Regions from separate parts of the Homo sapiens genome. Here region 2 is linked to region 1. A link is an interaction called in ENCODE POLR2A ChIA-PET data of the cell type or tissue named here. Cell type or tissue: endothelial cell of umbilical vein. All regions are shown on one strand.

The links. Peaks named below come from ENCODE experiments on the same cell type or tissue, not always from the same donor. Only the 100,000 strongest peaks of a DNase experiment are listed, where the experiment ranks them.
Region 2: POLR2A ChIA-PET joins it to region 1 with 5 read pairs; 3 of 35 experiments call an interaction of 5 or more read pairs at or near these places.

What each region holds. Positions count from the first base shown.
Region 1 is chr10:110,980,476-110,988,475 of GRCh38, reverse strand. SHOC2 (SHOC2 leucine rich repeat scaffold protein) reads right to left here. Exons shown (of 9, transcript NM_007373.4): 3 at 2,711-2,848. Among named protein-coding and RNA genes, the nearest start is that of MIR548E, 4.4 kb to the left of the region's middle. In endothelial cell of umbilical vein, no CTCF peak of the experiment used is centred here; no DNase peak of the experiment used is centred here.
Region 2 is chr10:110,593,323-110,601,322 of GRCh38, reverse strand. SMC3 (structural maintenance of chromosomes 3) reads right to left here. Exons shown (of 29, transcript NM_005445.4): 19 at 4,773-4,925; 20 at 3,033-3,184; 21 at 1,511-1,669; 22 at 777-884; 23 at 193-301. Among named protein-coding and RNA genes, the nearest start is that of SMC3, 30 kb to the right of the region's middle. In endothelial cell of umbilical vein, a CTCF peak has its summit at 623 (motif pointing right); DNase peaks (open chromatin) are centred at 642 and 3,662.

The sequences.
Region 1 (8,000 bases):
AATGTGATAATTGAAATAAAACAAATATATTCCTTGAAAGACCCATATGACCAAGTTTGCTGAAGAAGAAAGTGATAACCTGAATAGCCCTATATTTATTAAAGTAATTGAAATTGCTTTAAAACAAATTCCCATAAAGAAAAGTCCTGTCCTGGATGGCTTCACTGGTGAATTTTATCAAATATTAAAGGAAGAAATAATGCAATTTCATACAAACTATTCCAAAAATTGAACATACGTAGCCAGCATTACCCTGAAACCAAAAACCAGGTAAAGATAGGTTGTATAACATTACATGTGAATTTATTATTTATTCAAAACAAATACATCTAATATTTAAAACTACCACCAGAATGTAACTTTTTAATTTATTTCTTCTTGGTAAGCAATTTTGGTCTTATTATCCGGGTTTTTATCAAGTTCAGGGAAACATTATAAAATTATATTTTATAACTATCACCACTATTTGGCCTTCTGGAACGTCTAGTCCTATCTGCCATGACTTTTTAACTTTTCACTTCTTTTGTATACATTTCTTTTTGATCTAGATTCTAGGGGACTTTTAATTTATCCTAGAGATCATCACTTTGGTCTCTGGCTGTGTTCATTTGGTTATATGGAATTTTCCATTAAATTTGATTTGGCAAACATATCTCTAAGAATTGTATTTTATTCTTTGTTCCCTTTTTGTATCAGCCTCATCATGTTTTAAACATGCAGTTTAAATATCCTATGTTTTTTTTCTCCTAAGGTCACATCTCCTTGTTCATCTTGGCCATTTCAATAGATTTTAAAGAGAAAAAAAAGCATGAAATAATTGTGCTTGGTCCTTATTATCTTGAACCAGAAATCTGATTCTCTTATTTTATACAGGACATTTAGTAGAATATTTATTTTGGATATTAATAGAATAATTCATTATGTGTTGGAGACAATCTTGCCTTTCAGAGGGACATCTAAACCATAAACCAGTTAACTAGAATATGTAATCTCTTTCCACTACAAATAGTAATACGATAGTGTCATGGGCCAAAAATCAGGGAAACATAGATTCTAACGGCTATTTATTACATCCATGTCTCAGCTTGCTTTTCTGTAAATAATTGTCCTGTATAACCTAAGACAATCTACTCAACCCTGCTAAGAAATTCCCTAACAACTGCTTTGTTTCAAGTAATGGTAGGTAATTCAAATAAATTCTCCCAATAAAAAAATAAATAAATAAAAACATCTTCCAAAACCAAAATCAGAGAGTTAACAACGTAATGACTAAGCACCAGAACAGAAACAAGCTGGGAACCCAGATACAAGCAAAACAATGGAGATAATTCTGTCCTAAGAACACAGCCCTAACTGGAAGATGCAGCTAAAAGGCTAAGTTATTTTTCCAGCAAGAGTCAAAATCTAGGGCCTGCCAAGGGTGGGGACTCTAGTCATCAACCTCAACTGGGACCCTCTAGAGCTGCACCCTACCAGTAAGGGTGAACTGGAAATAAAATAGTCATCCAGTTAGCCTGCAGCAAAACTTTTAATCACTTGGGGGACCACACACATCTCAAGCCTTGAACACGAATTGATTGAAGTGATCCCCTCTCTACTAGGTACCCAACAGAGGCAGACAAAAACTCTTCTGGAGAAAGATAACATCATCACAGGCCTCAAATGATTTAGTAATCATGCCTCTAAAATATTCATGACTGGACCAAGCACGGTGGCTAAGGCCTGTAATCCCAGCAATTTGGGAGGCAGAGGCAGGCAGATCACCTGAGGTCAGGAGTTCAAGACCAGCCTGGCCAACATAGTGAAACCTCATCTCTATTAAAAATAGAAAAAAATTAGCCAGGCGTGGTGGTGGACGCCTGTAGTCCCAGCTACTCAGGAGGCTGAAGCAGGAGAATCGCATGAACCCAGGAGGCGGAGGCTGCAGTGAGCAAAGATCACGCCACTGCACTCCAGCCTGAGAGGCAGAGTGAAACTCTGTCTCAAAAAAAATAAAAATTAAAAAATTAAAATACTAAATATTCATGACTGAAATTATGTAAATTAAGTAGAGATGTAATTTTTCTAAATAAACATTATAGTATCCTTATACCACATTAATAACTAAAAAGGCATCAGAATTTTTAAAATTCACTTTACTGGTATAAATTTATGGGCAATCGGAAAAATAAGACTACATAAACACAAAACATATCACAGCTCAATTCAATTTTTTGCAATTTGGCTAAGTCTATAAAACATATTTTGAACTTCAAGTCATCTCCTTGCTTATCCCCTTAGTATTACAGATAAACAAACTTTAAAGTATATTGGCCATGTTTAAAAAACTAAATAGCAATGGTTTTATTTTTCAGTATGGAATACTTTAGCAAAGAAAGGACCACACCCAGTATAATAACATGCAACTCAGAAATAAGCAGAAATAGAAAAAGCCACCCATTTTGCAATTCAAACTATGACAGAATATATATACATGTAACTCAATATTCTCTCTCTTTTATAATCCCATTGGGCTCATTTCCTAAAACCTATTTTCTTTGCCAAGAAAAGGAAATGAAAAATGATTTTAAAATATTATCTTAAAAGTTTTACAACTTTGGTAATTGTGAATTTTACTCCTGAATTTTCATTACCAAATGGATCAAAAATAGTCCTATTAATATCCAGTTAGCTATTAACAGCTATCAATATCTCCTTTCTCCTCTCATACCTATAGTATCTGGGAGGTCTAGCAGTTCATTGTGCTGCAAGTCAAGGTTGGTTATCTGTGTACAGTTTCCAATCTCCTTTGGAAGGTGTTCAAGTTGATTGTGAGCTACATCCAGCGTAATGAGGTTACATAATTCACCTGTAAATTGACCAACATAAAAATTCAATAAGCATTATTAAAGAACATACTAGATAATACTTCTAAGCAAGAAAATAAATCTATAATTTCTGAACACAAACAACGGGAAACATAACCTTATTAGATAGGCAACTTTTATTTTAAAATTTTAAATCATTTAGTGAACATACTTGCATTGCCAGAAAATAAAAACTTCTTTTTTCTGTATCACAATTGTATTTTCTCAAAAACTAAGTCAACCACAAATCTGAAACCACTACTTCAAGATGACATCTGATAAAATTAAAATGTTGTTTCTGAATGATTACTTTTCCAACCTCTTTAAGTAACCAATTCAGCCACAAATGTTTACATATATTCCAAAATTTGAAGTACTGATTTTGTTAACCAAATTCAGCACAATAATATCAGATACACCTTGAGTTCAGTTTGAGGGTCATAATCTACCTCAAGACATGGAAATAAATGGAAATGGAAAAGTGATTTTAAAATATTATCTTAAAAGTTTTACAACTTTGATAATTGTGAATTTTAATCTTGAATTTTCACTACCAAAATGGATCAAGATAATCTTCTTAATATCCAGTTAGCTATTAATAGCTATCAGTATCTTCTTTTTCCTCTCATGCCTATAGTATCTAGGAGGTCTAGCAGTTCACTGTGTTGCCAAAGTTGGTTATCTGTGTACTGTTTTCAGTCTCCTTTGGAAGGTGTTCAAGTTGATTGTGAGCTACATCCAGCTTTCAAATATGAAATCTCATATATGCTTTCAAATATGCATGTGTTCTGATGTTATATAAATGCATAAATTGACATTTACAAATAAAAACTGCTTCTCAATTTACTAGGACTCTAAAAGAACAGAAAATAAGGTATATTTCTCCCTTTCCATTCTGGTTGAAAGCTCTGTATTGGCAATTTAAATTACTTGCAGTGTTACTGAGCTTTAAAAAACCTTTTCATTTTTAATTGGTCTTGTCAAGATTTTTCTATTTATTATTATTTTTTAAGGCAGAGGTTGGAGATACAGAAAAGCACAAACTACAGAACTCTGAAGAATGGGTGTGGAACACATTTTTAAGCTATACATAATAAAAAAAGAAAAATCGATGTTAGATTTTATCAAAATTTAAAACTTTAGTGCATCAGAGGATACTATGAAGAGTGAAAAGGCAACCTATATAGTGGGAGAAAATATATGCAAATCATATATCTCATAATGGATTAATATCCAAAAATATATAAAGAACTACAATAAAACAAGACCACCACAAAAAACCTCAAAGAAGCCAATTTTAAAATGGGCAATGGACTTCAATAGATATTTCTCTAACGATATACAAGTGGGCAATAAACACATGAAAAGACGCTCAACATCAGTAATCACTAGGGAAATGCAAATCACAACAAGATACCACTTCATACCCACTGGGATGGCTATTATCAAAAAATAGAAAATAACAAGTACTAGTGAGGATGTGGAGAAATCGGAACCTTTGTGCATTGCTGTTGGGAAATGGTACAGTTGCTGTGAAAAACTGTACAGTGGTTCTTCAAAAAATTAAACATAAAATTACCATATAATCCAGCAATTCAACTTCAAGGTATATATCGAAAAGAACTGAAAGCAGGGACACAAACAGGTAATTGTACACCAATGTTCATGGCAGCATTATTTACAATAATCAAAATGTGGAAACAACCCAAGTGTCTATTAACGAATGAATAACCAAAATGTGGTATGTTTATATAACGGAGTATTATACAGACTTGAATACATTTCTGATAGGTGCTAAACATGGATAAACCTGGAAAACATTATAAACCAAGTGAAATAAGCCACACACAAAAAAACAATTTTATGATCCCTCTTATATGAGGTACCTGGAATAGTCAAATTCATAGAGACAGAAAGCAGAACCGTGGTTAGTAGGTGCTGAGGAGAGAGGGGAATGAGGACTTATTGTTCAGCAGGTACAGAGTTTCAGTCTCAGATGACGAAAATGTTCTGGAGATGAATAATGGTAATCGTTGCACAGCAATGTCAATGTGCTTAATGCCAGTGAACTCTACAAGTAAAAATGGCTAAAATGATAAATTATATGTTATGCATATTTTATAATAAAAAAACTTATGGGACATAGCTAAGCTAGTGCTAAGAGGGAAGTTTATAGCACTAAATTTTTACCTTACAAAAGAGGCAGGATCTCAAATCAGTAATCTAAGTCTCCATCTCAAGAAAACAGAAAAAGATAAAAATAAGTCCAAGCAAGCAAAAGGAAGGTAATAAAAATAAGAGTATAAATCAATAAAAATGAAAAAAGGAAGAGAATAATGTAAATATAAGATAGTTTTTTGGTGGAAAAAAATCAATGTTTATAGCCCTCTGCCATGACTTACAAAGATAAAAAAGGGAGAAGGCACATATTTCAAATATTAGCAATAAAAAAAAGGAATACTGATCCTATGGTGTTTAAAAAGATAAAAAGGACATATTACAAAAATCTTTGTAATTAAAATCATAAATTCAAAAACTTATAAGATATAACCTAATTATTTCAAAGCCACAAACTACCAAAACTCAATCAAGATGAAACAGAAAACCTGAATAGTACTACTGCCATTAAATAAATATTTGTAACTAAGAAGTTTTTCAAAAAAGAAATTCTAGGTCCAGATGGCTTCACTGCAGACTTTTACCAAATGCTTAGAAATGAATTAACACCGATTTTATGCAATGTCTTCCAAAAAATAGAGGAAACAATTTCAAACTCATTTTATGAGGTATTACCTTGATATTAAAATCAAAGACAGTACAAAAAAGAAAACTATAAATCAATGTCTCTCATGAGATTTCTATGTCAGGAACTTAAGACACAAAAATTCTCAACAAAATATTAGAAAATTTACAAGAAAAAAACAAACAACCCCATCAAAAAGTGGGCAAAGGACATGAACAGACACTTCTCAAAAGAAGACATTTATGCAGCCAAAAAACACATGAAAAAATGCTCATCATCACTGGCCATCAGAGAAATGCAAATCAAAACCACAATGAGATACCATCTCACACCAGTTAGAATGGCAATCATTAAAAAGTCAGGAAACAACAGGTGCTGGAGAGGATGTGGAAAAATAAGAACACTTTTACACTGTTGGTGGGACTGTAAACTAGTTCAACCATTGTGGAAGTCAGTGTGGCGATTCCTCAGGGATCTAGAACTGGAAATACCATTTGACCCAGCCATCCCGTTACTGGGTATATACCCAAAGGACTATAAATCATGCTGCTATAAAGACACATGCACACGTATGTTTATTGCGGCATTATTCACAATAGCAAAGACTTGGAACCAATCCAAATGTCCAACAATGATAGACTGGATTAAGAAAATGTGGCACATATACACCATGGAATACTATGCAGCCATAAAAAATGATGAGTTCATGTCCTTTGTAGGGACATGGATGAAATTGGAAATCATCATTCTCAGTAAACTATCTCAAGAACAAAAAACCAAACACCGCATATTCTCACTCATAGGTGGGAACTGAACAATGAGATCACATGGACACAGGAAGGGGAACATCACACTCTGGGGACTGTTGTGGGGTGGGGGGAGGGGGGAGGGATAGCATCGGGAGATATACCTAATGCTAGATGACAAGTTAGTGGGTGCAGCGCACCAGCATGGCACATGTATACATATGTAACTAACCTGCACAATGTGCACATGTACCCTAAAACTTAAAAAAATAAATAAATAAATAAATAAATAAATAAGAAAACTGAATTCAACAATATAAAAGGGATTATACATCATGACCGAGAATGATTAGGATTAATTCCAGATATGCAAGGTGGGTTTAATATTTGAAAATCAATCAATGTTATTTACCATATCAACAGTCTAAAGAAGTAAGATCATTTGATGATTCATACAAGGAAAACTTTTAACAAATTCAAAATGCATTCATGTTAAAAACTGTCACCAATTTAGAAACAGTGGGGAATTACCTCAATTTAGTAAAAATCTTCTATAAAAACTTACAGCCGACTTCCAGTTTCCAATCTAACACATAAAAAATTTTGAAGTCATCGTTCCTGTCCTCACAAGAAAAAGGCTGAACAAAGTGAAGATTATCAACTTTTCTTACATCCTTTTGAGATCTAAGGACAAACCTCTGCCCCAGAACTGGAGAGAAATGTGATGCAGAGTCACCAGGAGTAGAAGCCACAGCTGGGAGCTTGGTAGGAACACTTACTGCATTAATTCATTCATTCAGACAAAAAATTATTGATATGTACATTCTCTTTTTCCAGACACAATACTGGGCACTGAAGAAACAGACTACAATATACTAAATGTTTGTATTCATGAAACTTACAATTCGTAAAAAGACTATAATGTGATTTGAGGGAGGCTAGAGAGTCTCTGCTCCAAATAGGTCCTTCACTGCTTGCTTATAAAATTTCACCATTAAAGAGCCATTCTTTTGGATCTTCATGGCCATTCACAAAGTTCTTTATCTTTAAGGTGGTGACCCATTTCACTGACTCATTCATGAAAGAAAAACTTACTGTGCACCTACTAGAGATTCAACAGTGCAGGAAATGAAACAAGTTTCCATCTACATGAAAGATTCAGCAGTGCAGGAAACAAAGCAAGTTTCCATCCACATGAAACTTACACTGTAGTGTGCATGGAGTGGGGAATCATAAAATAAGGAAATAAAGTGTCAGAATGTGATAACTGCTGTAAACAACAACAAGAAAACACATAAGGAAAGGAAGTTGGAACTGACTGTTGGGGGAAGTTGGGGTGAAAAAAAAAAGCATATTTGAACTGAGACCCAGGGGATTGGGAGGGAAAATAAGCAATAAGGAGAGGAGGGGAACAAAGTGAGAAATCTAGGGTCTTAAATATCAACCTAAGGAATCTAGACCATTTTGACCAGATAATAAAGCACAATTTAAAGTTTTGAAGCAAACCATGATAATCAGAGTACTGTTCTAAAAAGTCTGTTTTCTCTAGGTTTGAATGGATGGACTTGAGAAAGACAAATAAAAAACACAGAGCCTAGGTTGAAGCTACTGCAATTAGCCCACGAGAAATAGTGTGAAGGTCTATACTACCTCAATGGCAGTGGA
Region 2 (8,000 bases), 390 kb after region 1:
GTCATAAACATTTCAGTAAAACAAAAGTTACTATTTATAGTCAACTTCCTAAATTCCATTTGCTATACATTGTTTATAATGGAAAACAAAAAATCATTAGCATATGCTTCTGCCTATTTGGACATTTCATTCTGTAGTAAACAATTTTATAAAACATGCATATAAACAAAATTTTACTACATAAAAATTCACCTTCTGATCGTGCCATAGTGTCTTTTACTCTTTTATTGATGGCTTCAAGTTCTGATGTTGTGGCTGTGAGAACAGTACCCCCTTCTGTCTCTCTCAGCTCATTAAGTTCCTGTAACAAAAAATACAAATTCCATTAGTTTCAAATGTTATGACTGCCAACATTTTCTATGGCTATTGTCTGAATAAACATTCAAGAAAACAAAAAAATATAAATACATCATATAATTACAAATACTTAGAAGTATCCATTAAAGGGAAGAAAAAAAAGACACAATTACTAGAAAATTTCTAAGCATCTAACCACCACTGAAAAAATATTAACAAAGTACTTAGAATGTGTCAGGATAGCAATTATATAAAACAAGTATGATAATGCTTAATTCACACAAGAAACTGAGGCTTAGAAATAGTGACTTGTCCAAAATCACACACTAGGTGGCAGAATTCCAACCCAAGGCCCACAAGACACTAAGCTTTCTGTCCCCAAAGCCCATGCTTTCAATCAGAGCCTCTGATATAACCACTTGCAATAGGTCATGGCCACCAAGGAGCCCTTAAAAAAAAAAAAAAAAACACATACACACCTGTTCTACTTGGTCCAAGCGTTTTCTCAGATTCTCATTGAGATAAGTCTCTACTCGAGTAATAATACCTTCTAATTTAATTCTTTCATTTAGCAACTGTCTGTTTTCCTAGAATTAAGAAAAAGTTGTCTATATAAGCATGTACATTTCACACACAGGAATGGTGCTCATTTGCTGTCCTCTCTAGTACTTGTGCTCATGTGAGCTGAAATGAAGTTTAATATGTTATATTCTTCAAAAAAGCCCTATACTTTCTTCATTTTTCTCTTATCAATTCATAATGTTAAATTTTTGTGGCTGGCCCTTTTTATAACGCATGCTGTCAAAAACAGTTTCTTTAAATGCTTTTCATTTTTTAGAATCGGTGTTGGTAGTTTACATCTATGCAGTTTTAAAAATCAATTAAAATGCTTGATCAAAACATTAAATATGTAAAGGCAGTAAGATAAATATGGTAAGGCTAACAAGCTCAAACTCATAGCAATACTTACAACTAATAAGTAATGCTAATTAACTAAATTTTAAGGAAATGAAAATTTCTTGTATAATCCTAACCTAGCTAGATTGGTTTAGAAAAACAAAATCTTATTTACTCCTATGTATATTAAAAGTCCAAGCCTCATTTTAATATTTTCTCAGTTCTTTTCTTTCATATTGCCCTAGTTAGCAAGAAAGGCCCTTTTCACAATAGCCAATTACTAACGAATTCTTTTTCCAGTCAGCTGTCTACTTACCTGCTGAAGTTGACGAATCTCATCATTCAGTGCATCTACTCTCTTCTGATCTTCCAAACTCAGTTGAGAAAGCAAATCAGTTCCCAGTTCTGCTTTCAATGACTCTCTGGTAGACTCCATAGCATGCAAGCTTGCCTCCAAACTCTGTAAGCTACGTTGCTATATGACATTATCCATTTATTAGTAAGGTATTAGCCACTGTATTACTTATAGTGAAAATTTTAAAACAATCTATATTTGATTGAGCTAAATATATAGACATATCAACTCAAATATTAGGTGCCTATTAATTTGGTAATTAGGACTCTAGCAACAAGAAAAATATGATGTAATAGTATAGGTGGGGCAGGGTGGGGCAGATCATATTCCATGATTAAACTATACAAAAATCTTCAGGCATATTATAAGAACAAAAAGTTGCCGGGCGCAGTGGCTCACGCCTGTAACCCCAGCACTTTGGGAGGCCAAGGTGGGTGGATCACGAGGTCAGGAGTTCGAGACGAGCCTGGCCAACATGGTGAAACCCGTCTATACTGAAAATACAAAAATTAGCTGGGTGTGGAGGCACACGCCTGCAATCCCAGCTACTCTGGAGGCCGAGGCAGGAGAATTGCTTGAACCCAGGAAGTGGAGGTTGCAGTAAGCCGAGATCACGCCATTGCACTCCAGCCTGGGCGATAGGGCGAGACTCCATCCCCCTCAAAAAATAAAAAGTTGTCAGAATATGGTTGGGATGGTACAACTGTAGGCACATCTTTTTTTTTTTTTTTAAGCTCTTTGTAGTTTTAGTATTATACTAAGTAAAAGATTTGTCAAAACTGTCAAGTTTATGAGACCAATAACACACTATCACTTATAAGTTTGCTTTCTAATTTTAATACAATCTGGACAAAACGGAATCAAATATTCAACTAATTCCATTGTGCTTCAGATAAAAATGGTTACTGACAAAAACTGACCATCAGACAGTACTCTTATGTCACAGCTTCAAATGCCTATTTGTTCAATGAAGGTGGAAAGTTTGAACGTGCCAACAATAGGAGACTTTGGGTATCCATGGGTTTAAGAATGGTAAAATAGATGTAGATATCCAAAAGTATGGGTCTAGCCTGGGCACAGTGGCTCACACTTGTAATCCCAGCACTTCGGGAGGGCAAGGCAGGTGGATCATCTGAGGTCAGGAGTTTGAGACAAGCCTGGACAACATGGTGAAACCCCATGTCTACTAAAAACACAAAATTAGCCGGATGTGGTGGCGTATGTCTGTAGTCCCAGCTACTCAGGAGGCTGAGACAGGAAAATCGCTTGAACCCAGGAGGTGGAGGCTGCAGTGAGCTGAGAACGCACCACTGCACTCCAGCCTGGGTGAGACAGAAAGAGACTCTGTCTTCAAAAAAAAAAAGTATGGGTCCAAACAAAAATGAAACATAAAATTCAAGGATAACCCATATAATGTATGATTCATATTTCCATATTATTAATCTGTAACAATCGATCTATAACCAAAGATATACTTACGAACCTTAGGCATGAAGGTTTTCTCTGACTGCTGCCTCTTCTCTTTTAGCATCTTCATTTCTGATAATATGCTATCTCTAGATGCTTTAAATTTCCTTTGCTGGGTCTCGATCTGTTGCATTTGGTTCATCAACTGATCAATTTCATTATTAATCCATATACAAGGCTAAGGAAAATTATCTCCAGGTTGTAAATATATCGTATGTTCTTAATTCTTTTTAGACACAACACCATGTATCCCTTCCTTTTCTTTACCCCCAAATAACATTTATGTCCTCAAATTTATGGACCAAAACAATGCTGAACTATATTACCCAAAATGCATTCAATCATAAAGAAGCTTGAAACATTTCACCCCATTTCACTCTCAGAATAACATGTATACTGTTTTACTAAAAGTTATACAAAACAAATTCTTGGAAAACCATAAAGGAGGTTAGGTGAAATCTAACAATATTACATACTTTTAAATATCTTTTCATTCAACAAATGTTTACTGTTACTATGCTTAAGGCACTATGTTAAGGGTTTATGTATGAAGAGTTCTTGCCATGTGTGGAATAATTCAATCTAGCTGGATTATCAAACACAGGAAGACAGCTGGTATACACTGTCAACATCCTCCTTTTCCTCAGTATTTCCCCATACGCTCTTTGTGTTAACATCTTGCCAAATTCAGGCAGTTCTTTAAAGTGCGATATGCAGACCCCTGCAAGGTCAAAGCTCAGGTGCTTATTTTTCTTTTTCTGTGCTTGCACTGATGGCACAGAAGTTATAAATCTGCAGTTTTAAAAAAATTCCAGTTTCACCTGAAGCAGTTAAAAATCATTAACTTTATATCTATTCTTGATGCTCAAGTACCTATATTTTTCAACTTGTGTGGCAAAATGGAAAGCACACATAAAGTACTTCTTATACCAAAGCACCATGGTGGTTTTAAGAAAATCCACATATACAATTGTTTCATTTGTGAACTGAACTAACCACTCCTCATGCAGCACCATTTTTATGTAAAAAAAAAAACTATGGCTACTCCGACTTGGTTATCTGACAGCCATTTCCTCCACTAACATTAAATCTGCACCAAATAACTTCAAGACAGTAAAATCTAACATTTTTCACCCTCCCCTGTCACCTTTTTTTTTTTTTTTGAGACAGGGTCCCACTTTGTCACCCAGGCTGGAGTGCAGTGGTGTGATCTCAGCTCACCGCAACCTCCACCTCCCAGGCTCAAGTGATCCTCCTGCCTCAGCCTCCCAAGTAGCTGGGACTACAGGCCTGTGCCACTGTACAAGTACAATAAAATGCCAGTCCTTATATATTTGACTTCTAAGCAATATGTAACATTACTGATGCCGCCCCCACTCTCTTCCTTAAAACAGTATCTCTTGCTTACATAAATTCAACAGGGAAGAAGGGAAAAAAAAAAAAACTACCAAGGTTTTACTTGTACAATTCACAAACTGATCCTTCTCAGTTTCCTCTTTCTTTGCCTGATACAACCTTTATTTTTGTGTTCTATGGGTTCTTTTCTTCCAAGTGACTTCATGGTATTAGCTACTTAACACTTAAGCAAAGAATCATTAAAATAGCTTTTAGTCTTCAAAAGCTAAACAAACATAAGCTCTTGAACTTAAAACACAAGAAATTTTTAATATGTGAAAAAACAAAAGATTATATATGGCAACCAAAACACAGTTCTTCCCCCACAATATCTATCACTATGCACAAAACAAAAAGATATTTTCAATATTTCTGCGCAGGTTTTCATTGAGCTTTGCTTCAAGTTCACCTAGTTCTTCTTCTGCTTTTCTAACATCTTTTTGCAATTCAAGTCGAGACTTCCTTGTGTCATAATAACCCCCAGTTAGAGCACCCCGATGGCTGACTTGGTCACCTATAAACAAAACATATGTAATAGGTCTGTACAACTTTTTTATTCAATGATAAATTGACTTATAACAAAAAAACTAACCTACAGGCTTTAAGTAGATAATGAGAATTGAAAGTAATTTAAACCACCCTGAAAAAATTTTGCTTTTCAATGCTAGATTTTTTTTTTTTTTTTTTTTGAGACAGGGTCTTGCTCTTGTTGCTCAGGCTGGAGTGCAGTGGTGCGGTCATAGCTCACTGCAACCTCAAACTCCTGGATTCAAGTGATCCTCCTGCTTCAGCCTCCTGAGTGGCTAGGACTACAGGTGTGCACCACCACACCTTTTTTGTAGAGACCAGGTCTTGCTATGTGCCCAGGCGGTTCTCGAACTCCTGCCCTCAAGTGATCCTCATGCTTTAGCCTCTTAAGTATCTAGGATTACAGAGTCAAGCCACTGTGCCCAGCCAAAATTTGCAGTCTTTAAAAAAAAAAAAAAAAAAAAAAGAACCTCCAGTTGAACCTGAACATCTACCAGAGGGGAAGGAAGTGAAGACTAAAGAGGAAATATTAGTAGGACACAGGACCTAGCTTGAAATTTCCACTGGCCATATTTGGGAAAATTTGAGCATCAAAATAACAATACCAATGTAATAACATATTGAATTAAAAAAAAAAAATTCATGAATCACAGTGATACTTTTTTAAAAAATGAAAATTGGAGACTCTTTTCTACAGAAGAGTGACAGCTAATAAATGCAGCAGCAATAACAGAATTTATGAATCACCATTTTGAAACCCCCCAGTGTAACAACTGATTCAGGCAAGAGTCAACAAAGTGCTAAAGCAACTGAAGTTGTTGGGAGAACCTGACTTGAAGAATAATCTCACATATTATTAAATTACAAAGGGGCAAAGGGATACCTTTACAACGGAGAGATCTGCAGGTGATCAAACCTAGTATCACTAACAATGGGACACATTATATGACACCATAAGTACATATCATTCATGTAGCATTCATGCCAACAATATTTAAACAATGATGAGGAAGCAATAAGACAAATCCAGAAAATGGAACTTTTCTGGATTTCTCTGGGTGGGGAGAAGGGAGCAGGAGGAACTGTCTTATATTTAAAGAATCTAGACCGGGCATGGTGGTCATGCCTGTAATCCCAGCACTTTGGGAGGTTGAGGCAGGCAGATCACCTGAGGTCAGGAGTTCGAGACCAGCCTGACCAACATAGAGAAACCCCGTCTCTACTAAATACAAAATTAGCCGGGCATAGTGGCGCATGTCTGTAATCCCAGCTACTTGGGAGGCTGAGGCAGGAGAATCGCTTGAACCTGCGAGGCGGAGGTTGTAGTGAGCTGAGATCATGCCACTGCACTCCAGCCTGGGCTCGAAACTCCATCTCAAAAAAAAAAAATAAAGAGAAGACACTATATGCATACTTGATTTAATCCTAAATAGAAAAATATTTTAGGATAATTGAGAAAACTTGAATATGGATACTTTTTAGAGGATATTAGGTTAATGTTAAATTTCTTAGGTGTAACAATGATACTGTGGCTATACAAAAGAATGTTCTTATTGTTAGGAGATGCATGCTTAAATTTTAGAGATGACATGACATGATGTTTTACTTATTCTTGGATGGTTCAAAAACAACCACAACAAAACGTACATATACAGAAACAAAGCTTGGGGGGAGATGGGTTTACCTGCTTTCTTCAACAAATAAAGAGGAAAAAAAAAATTGAGGGCAGGTAAACTAAACCTATATACTGGAGGTTCTTAACCTGGATTTCAAAGATAAAATTCAGAAGATCTGTGATCTGAGTAGGAAAAAAATTTACATCTTTATTTTTATTAACCTCAAAATGAGATTTAGCATTTCCCTTCTATAACGAACACGACAAGAACCACAGTAGTAGTATTAGTATCTGTGACTACCAAAAGAAGAGCTATTTTCATATTAGGTAACACTTGTCAGATGTCAAAATATTGTTTACATGTATCAGTACTTCAAACTTATGGTAGCTATTAGACCCACTACTATCTTGTTTTTTGAATACATTAAATAATTATATAATATTTTTTAAAATAATAACCATGCGAATACAATTCATCTCCTTTGTGATCCAAAGTATTTTAATTTATGCATTAAAAATTGTGTTGAATGTGGCTTTTGTTGTGGAAAAAAGTAAAAAAAAAATAAATTTAAAAATTAAAAAAAAAATTGTGAAGGATCCATATGCTTCAAACAGCCAAAGCAGTCCACACTGCAAAAAAGGTTAAGAACCCCTGCTATATGATCACATTTCAGAGACATCAACTAAATATCAAGTACGAACCCTGTCTGGACTCTTAATTGAACAAACCAACTATTTAAAAAACTATAAAATAATTGAAAATAAATTTTTCTTTTTTTTTGAGACAGGATCTTGCTCTATCACCCAGGCTGGAGTGCAGGGGTGTGATCTTGGCTCACTGCACCCTCTGCCTCCCAGGTTTAAGCCATTCTCATGCCTCAGCCTTCTGAGTTGTTGGGATTACAGGTGTGCGCCACCACACCCAGCTAATTTTTTGTATTTTTAGTAGAGATGGGGTTTCACCATGTTGGCTAGGCTAGTCTTGAATTCCCTCCTCAAGTTATCCACCTGCCTCAGCCTCCCAAAGTGCTGGGGTTATATATAGATGTGAGCCACCATGCCCGGCCAAAGGCAAAGGATGAATTTTTCGAATACTCTCAAAACCAGAATGTCTCCAAAATACTGTAAGATATATTAATCAGACATGCATACAGCTCAACTGACATATTATACAGATTATATGTCTCTTTGTTTTTTGAGACAGAGTCTCGCTCTGTCACCCAAGCTGGAGTGCAGTGGCGTGATCTCGGCTCACTGCAACCACTGCCTCCCAGGTTCAAGCAATTCTCCTGCCCCAGCCTCCTGAGTAGCTGGGACTACAGGTGCACACCACCACACCCAGCTAATCTTTGTATTTTTAATGGAGACAGGGTTTCGCCTCGTTAGCCAGGCTGGTCTTGAACTCCTGACTTCAGGTGATCCACCCGCCTCAGCCTCCCAAAGTGC